Regions from separate parts of the Homo sapiens genome. Here region 2 is linked to region 1. Evidence: chromatin loops called from intact Hi-C (ENCODE). Cell type or tissue: heart left ventricle. All regions are shown on one strand. Each heading gives the region's core, and the rest is flanking DNA. Links, peaks and the distances in the headings are about the cores only.

What was found. Peaks named below come from ENCODE experiments on the same cell type or tissue, not always from the same donor. Only the 100,000 strongest peaks of a DNase experiment are listed, where the experiment ranks them.
Region 2: it touches region 1 in a loop (3-fold over the local background); 37 of 110 quality-filtered maps call a loop at or near these places.

Annotation. Positions count from the first base shown.
Region 1 is chr4:17,460,723-17,463,637 of GRCh38, reverse strand. LOC124900676 (a long non-coding RNA gene) reads left to right here and starts at 2,751. Exons shown (of 2, transcript XR_007058072.1): 1 at 2,751-2,915. In heart left ventricle, for the core only: no CTCF peak of the experiment used is centred there; no DNase peak of the experiment used is centred there.
Region 2 is chr4:17,346,136-17,349,050 of GRCh38, reverse strand. No RefSeq gene overlaps it. Among named protein-coding and RNA genes, the nearest start is that of SNORA75B, 27 kb to the right of the region's middle. In heart left ventricle, for the core only: a CTCF peak has its summit at 1,405 (motif pointing left); no DNase peak of the experiment used is centred there.

The sequences.
Region 1 (2,915 bases), core at 128-2,627:
AATAGGTGTCCATGGAAAAAGAGGTCCATAAGTAAGGAAAATATTGAAAGTTAATCCATTATCTATCTATCTATCTATCTATCTATCTATCTATCTATCTATCATCTATCTATCCATCCTCTATTTGATAGATAGATAAAACTTCTCAGAGCCTCTAATATATGCATTGGGGGTCTCCAAGAGGGAGATTTCATTAGGAATCAGTATCTAGAGAAAATGTATGCCTGGCACAGAACAAGTGCTCTGTGACTGTGTGTGTGGCATGAATGAATGAAGCAGTGAGTGGATATTAGAGACGATGGACTGCAGGAGTCTAAGAGAGGAAAGAAGGAAAGAAAACTTACTGCATCAGTGAGTAGCTCGGGACTCTGGTAATGAATGATCAAGTAAAAAAGTATGAATATTTACTTTTTTTTTTTCTTTTTTTTAGACAGAGTTTTGCTTTTGTTGCCCAACCTGGAGTACAATAGTACGATCTAAGCTCATTGCAACCTCCACCTCCTGGGTTCAAGCAATTCTCCTGCCTCAGCCTCCCGAGTAGCTGGGATTACAGGCGCCTGCCACCATGCCTGGCTAATTTTTGTATTTTTAGTAGAGACGGGGTTTCACCATGTTGGCCAGGCTGGTCTCAAACTCTTGACCTCAGATGATCCGCCCACCTTGGCCTCCCAAAGTGCTGGGATTATAGGCATGAGCCACTGCACCCAGCCGATTATTTACTATGTTAATAGCTACTATTTATTAAGCAACTACTATGTGCTGGGCATGATGGTAGATGCTTTCTTCTATTATCTTTTTTAGTTAAAACAGATCAAGAAATATAATTAAACATTTAGGAGGGTTTTTGTAGGCTTGGTTTATAGAAGTAATCACTAAAAGCAATTGTGATAATCTGACAAAGACTTAAGCTTACCTGTGGTCATAATAGGAAGGGCTAAAGACCAGCTAACCCTCCAAGCCACTTGAAATATTAGTAATTAATGGCAGAGTGTTATGCATAATTAGACACTAGTAGTGTGCAGCTTTTTTTGAAATGCAGCATTTACATTGGACGTCAATCTTTGCTTTCGTCAGGAAACCACCAGCGTACTGTACGTTGTTAAATGAAAGCAAGCAGCCAGGTTAAATTCTAATTAAACATTACCATTGTTATTTGAAAAATAACAGCTTAGTGTTGGTGTCAAATTGACTTTTATCCACGAATGGAATTAGAACATTTTGTCATTTTAGGCTGTCTAATACATGTGAATAACACTTCCTGAGAAGCTGTCTTTGACTTTAGTTAAGTTGAAACAAAGAGAATTAATATGGTGAGGATGTAAATGAGGATGTCATTTAGCAAAAGAAAAGGATTATGTTGTATCTGTTTTCCTTTGAGCCTCTACCGGTGCTTTGTAAGCAGGCTGGACATTTTTCTGGACTGTGAATTCCAAATGTAGCTCCTGTTACTGCATGGTGGTTCAGTGGGTAAGCTGTTCCCGTTTGCTGCGTGCAACTTTCCCAAACCAGCTGTCTGAGCAGGGAAATGAGTGGGCTTTCCCAAGGGGCAGAAGGATAAAAGAAGAAAGAAAACTTTGAGTTTTAAGAAAATGTGTACTGAGAATGAATGTATCAAGAACTTGTTAGGATAGAAAGTAAATTTAAGGCAGAATTGCACATATATAAAGCTGGTAGGGAGGTGGCACGGTGGTGGGCATTGAGAACCAGACAGACTGATTGACTAGTTATTGATTAAGTTCTCCTATGTGCCAGACCCTGGCAGTCACTGCCTTTGAGAATCTTAGATTTCAGAACTATGAGGAAGACCTACAATTGCAATGGGATTGTGGAGTGGACAGCACAGTGCAAATCTCAAATCTTTTAGTTTCTACCTATGTGATCTTGGACAAATTATTTCACCTGTCTGATTCTCATGTTTTTCATTTGTAAAATGGGGGCACTAGCCTCAACCTCACAGATTTATTGTGAGGATGAAGCGAAATACTACATTAAGAGATCTAGTATAGTGTCCTGAATACACATAGCCCTCAGTAACCTGCTAGTGTCCTTTGTCTTAATACCGAAACCACCTTTGTCTTAATACTGAAAAAACAGACAGAGAAAGAGATTTGACCTAACCAACTCCATCTTGCTTCTAACCTCCAAGCTGTCCTTGTTCATTCCGGGGTGTAGGCTGAACTAACTTTGAGAGGAAATTAGTTTATGGTTTAAAACAAAGACAATAACAGCCCTTTCCCAAAACAAACCTCCTTCTTGCCTGGGGACTAGACTGCCTTTGCAGGACTAACAAGTTAGCCACAAGATTAGAAATTATAGTTTAGGGCCGGGCATGGTGGCTCACGCCTGTAATCCTAGCATTTTGGGAGGCTGAGGTGGGCGGATCACTTGAATTCAGAAGTTTGAGACTAGCATGGCCAACATAGGGAAATCTCGTCTCTACTAAAAAAAAAAAAAAAAAAAAAAAAAAAAAAAAAAATTAGACAGGCATGGTTGTGTGCCTATAATCCCAGCTACTCTGGAGGCTGAGGCAGGACAATCGCTTGAACCTGGGAGGCCGAGATTGCAGTCAGCTGAGATTGCGCCACCGTACTCCAGCCTGGGAAACGGAGACTCTCTCAAAAAAAAAAAAAAAAAAAGAAATAGTTCAGAAGTCAGGCAGCTGGAGGCTACAAGATTCTGACCCTCCCTAAACTGCTCCTAAGATCAGGGCTTGAGACATTTTGCAGACCCTGCACTTGACGGATCAGCTGGCACCACCCAGATTGATAAACTGGCTCATCTGGTCTTGTGGTCCCCATCCAGGAACTGACTCAGCTGCAGGAGGACAGCTTCAATTCCCTATGAGTTCATCTCGGACCCAACCAATCAGAGCTCTTGACTCACTGGCTTCCCCCTACCCACCAAGTTGTCCTTAA
Region 2 (2,915 bases), core at 314-2,813, 110 kb after region 1:
CCTTAGTTTTATTTTCTATTTATTATGATAATAATTGAAAGGGCTCAAACATCTCCTAGAATTTGAAAAAAGCATAGGGAAAATTCTATTGTTTTTAACCTTTCATAACTTTTTAGCCTTGGAAGATACAAAGTCCAGTTAGGATTTAATAAGGAAAATACCTATCATGGTATAGTGGAAAATGTCAGATGGAATAAGTTTGAACCCTAGTTTCAACTGTAGCTTTGTGACCCATAGAAAATTTCTTAACCTCTCTGGACCACAATCCCCATATAAAAATGCTTTTTACACTTCAGTGTTGTGGAGACTTTCAAGATACAAAGTCCAGTTAGGATTTAATAAGGAAAATACCTATCATGGTATAGTGGATAATATCAGAGGGAATATGTTTGAATCCTAGTTCCAACTGTAGCTTTGTGACCTGTAGGAAATTTCTTAACCTCTCTGGACCATAATCCCCATTTAAAAATGCTTTTTACACCTCAGCGTTGTGGAGACTTTTAAGAGAGATTATGGGTGTGGAGCTGCTGATGTTTACTAGGCTTTCAAAAAATGGCAGTTTCTTCATGCCTCATCAGAGACCATAGAAGGTAAAATAACTTTAAAATAATGAGAAAATAAAATGTGCAAGAAGGCAGGATTTTTTACTACCACTTCCTAGTCCAGGATTAAGGAGAAATATACACTAGCGCTCTAATTTAAGAAGGAAGACAGATTCCCATAAGGATCAAACTATCTGGAAAACAACTTCCAAACACTGGGGAGTGGAGGTCGACCATTGTTTCAGTGCTGTGACTGAAGCAGTCCTCAGTTTAGCTGAGTTTTCATTCTTTTTTTTTTTTTTTTTTTTTGAGACAGAGTCTTGCTCTGTTGCTCAGGCTGGAGTGCAGTGCTGTGATCTCAGTTCACTGCAACCTCTGCCTCCAGGTTCAAGTGAGTATCCTGCCTCAGCCTCCCGGGTAGCTGGAATTACAGGTGCCCACCACCACACCTGGCTAATTTTTATATTTTTAGTAGGGTTTTACCGTGTTGGCCAGGCTGGTCCCTAACTCCTGACCTCAAGTGATTGGCCTGCCTCAGCCTCCCAAAGTGCTGGGATTATAGGCATGAGCCACTGCACCCGGCCTTCATTTTACTATTTTTTGAGGAATCCCAGAAACAAATGGGGAGAGTGCTCTTTTTCAGAAACCATCAGATCACCAGAGATGGAAAGAAGATGCCACATTTTCACTATTTCTGTTCTATGTGGCAGGATAAAGTTTGAAACATGACTTGTGTTTCGTTCTCCTTGTTTTTCCTATTTCAAGAAGGTTATTGGGACTTCAGCTTCTATTGCTTCTAGGGAAATGTGTTTCAAAGTTGATCAAAGGCAGGCTGTTATTTTGGCTTTTGTCTTGGGTAGCCTGCCCCCTAGTGTGAAACTGGAGCAAGAAATGAACACCTGTGGGAGCAGGGAGGTCAAAGCTCTAGCGGGGAGGAGAAACAAATCCAGGACTAGAAAGGGACAGGGGCTGGTGATTTTGTAAGTAGCAGGACCCATGTCCTCTCCTTCACAGTGCCTGAGACAGGAGGTGGCAGGACCTTAGAGTGGGGAGGATGTGCAAGGCATAAGAGTTAGGTTTCAGGCTTCCTACTTGAGGCCCGGCCAAGGCTTGCATATCCAAGCCTGGTATGAAGTGGATTCTATGGGTGTTCTGTCTACATCTCTAGATCCCACTCCTTCTGTGTGTTTCTGTGGACTTCCAACTGCCAGTAGGTGCATCTCGGTGCCTTAGGTGTCTCTCTAAAGCTTTGGAAGGCTGCTCTGCTCTTTTTTAGAGTAGGCCAATAGAGCCACAGAATTAACACTCCTGGGAGCAACCCTTTACCAGTGACTCCAGGGAGCTGGAGTATAAAGGCCCCAGTTCCCTTGCCCTTTAGTTGGTGTACTTCCAAAGAGGGGGCTTTGCAATGTTTCCCATAATTTTCCTATGAGATTAAGTTCTGGTTACTCAATCCTTTAATTACTGTCTTTCCATTTCTGCCTCACTTTCTCCCTCCCCTACCAGTGTTGCCTTCACCTTCTAAATAAACTACCTCTCTGCTCTCAAATCCTTATCTCAGGGTCTGCTTCTGGGAACCTAAAATAAAGCATCAGGAAAGCAACAGAGGACCTCTCCTTCCATAGAACCATGGCAAGGACATGGAACAATTAGCAGTAACCAGTGTAGAACAATAACTGGAGGACCCTTCCTGAATTTTTGTTGTGACATAGATCTCTGTGCCTTCATGTACCTCAGGAGTGTGCAGAGTGTAGCAGAGGGCATAAGGGGTCCATCTAAGTGACTGTCAGAAACAACTGAGAAAGACCAAAGTGGACAAAGAAAAGATAATGAAGTGTTCTATCTAAACACACCTTTTCTGCTTATCTCTGCCTTTTACTGTCTTTGAGCTATAGAAAACTGATGCTAGTGAAAAGGATTTTCATCTATAGAAATGCAAATTAGCTATGTCAGGTGGGAGGTGATTGATTATTTGCCCTATGGACAGGCCAATTTGGCATCTATTTGCAAATTGACTTTGCATTTCTTACCTGCATAAATAGGTGTGGTTCTTTGAACTCCTCTTCAGACTGGTTCCAACTAGTCTGAACTCGAACCTTATTAGTTCCCTCATTATTTAATGAGTTAAATACAATTTTGGGCCCATGTTCATTTTATATTTGTGTGAAAGTCATGATTACACGTTTTAAAAATGTGTATCCTTTAACATGACTAAGATTAAATTCTCTCTAGCTTGGTGCAATGGGCACAGAGTTAGATTTAAGGAGCCCTCTGGAGGGATACACAGCAATTTGATAACTTTGATTGTTGCTTTCAGGAAGGGAAACTGGGTGGCTGGGGACAGAGGTGGAAGGGGCAATTTTTTTTTTTTTT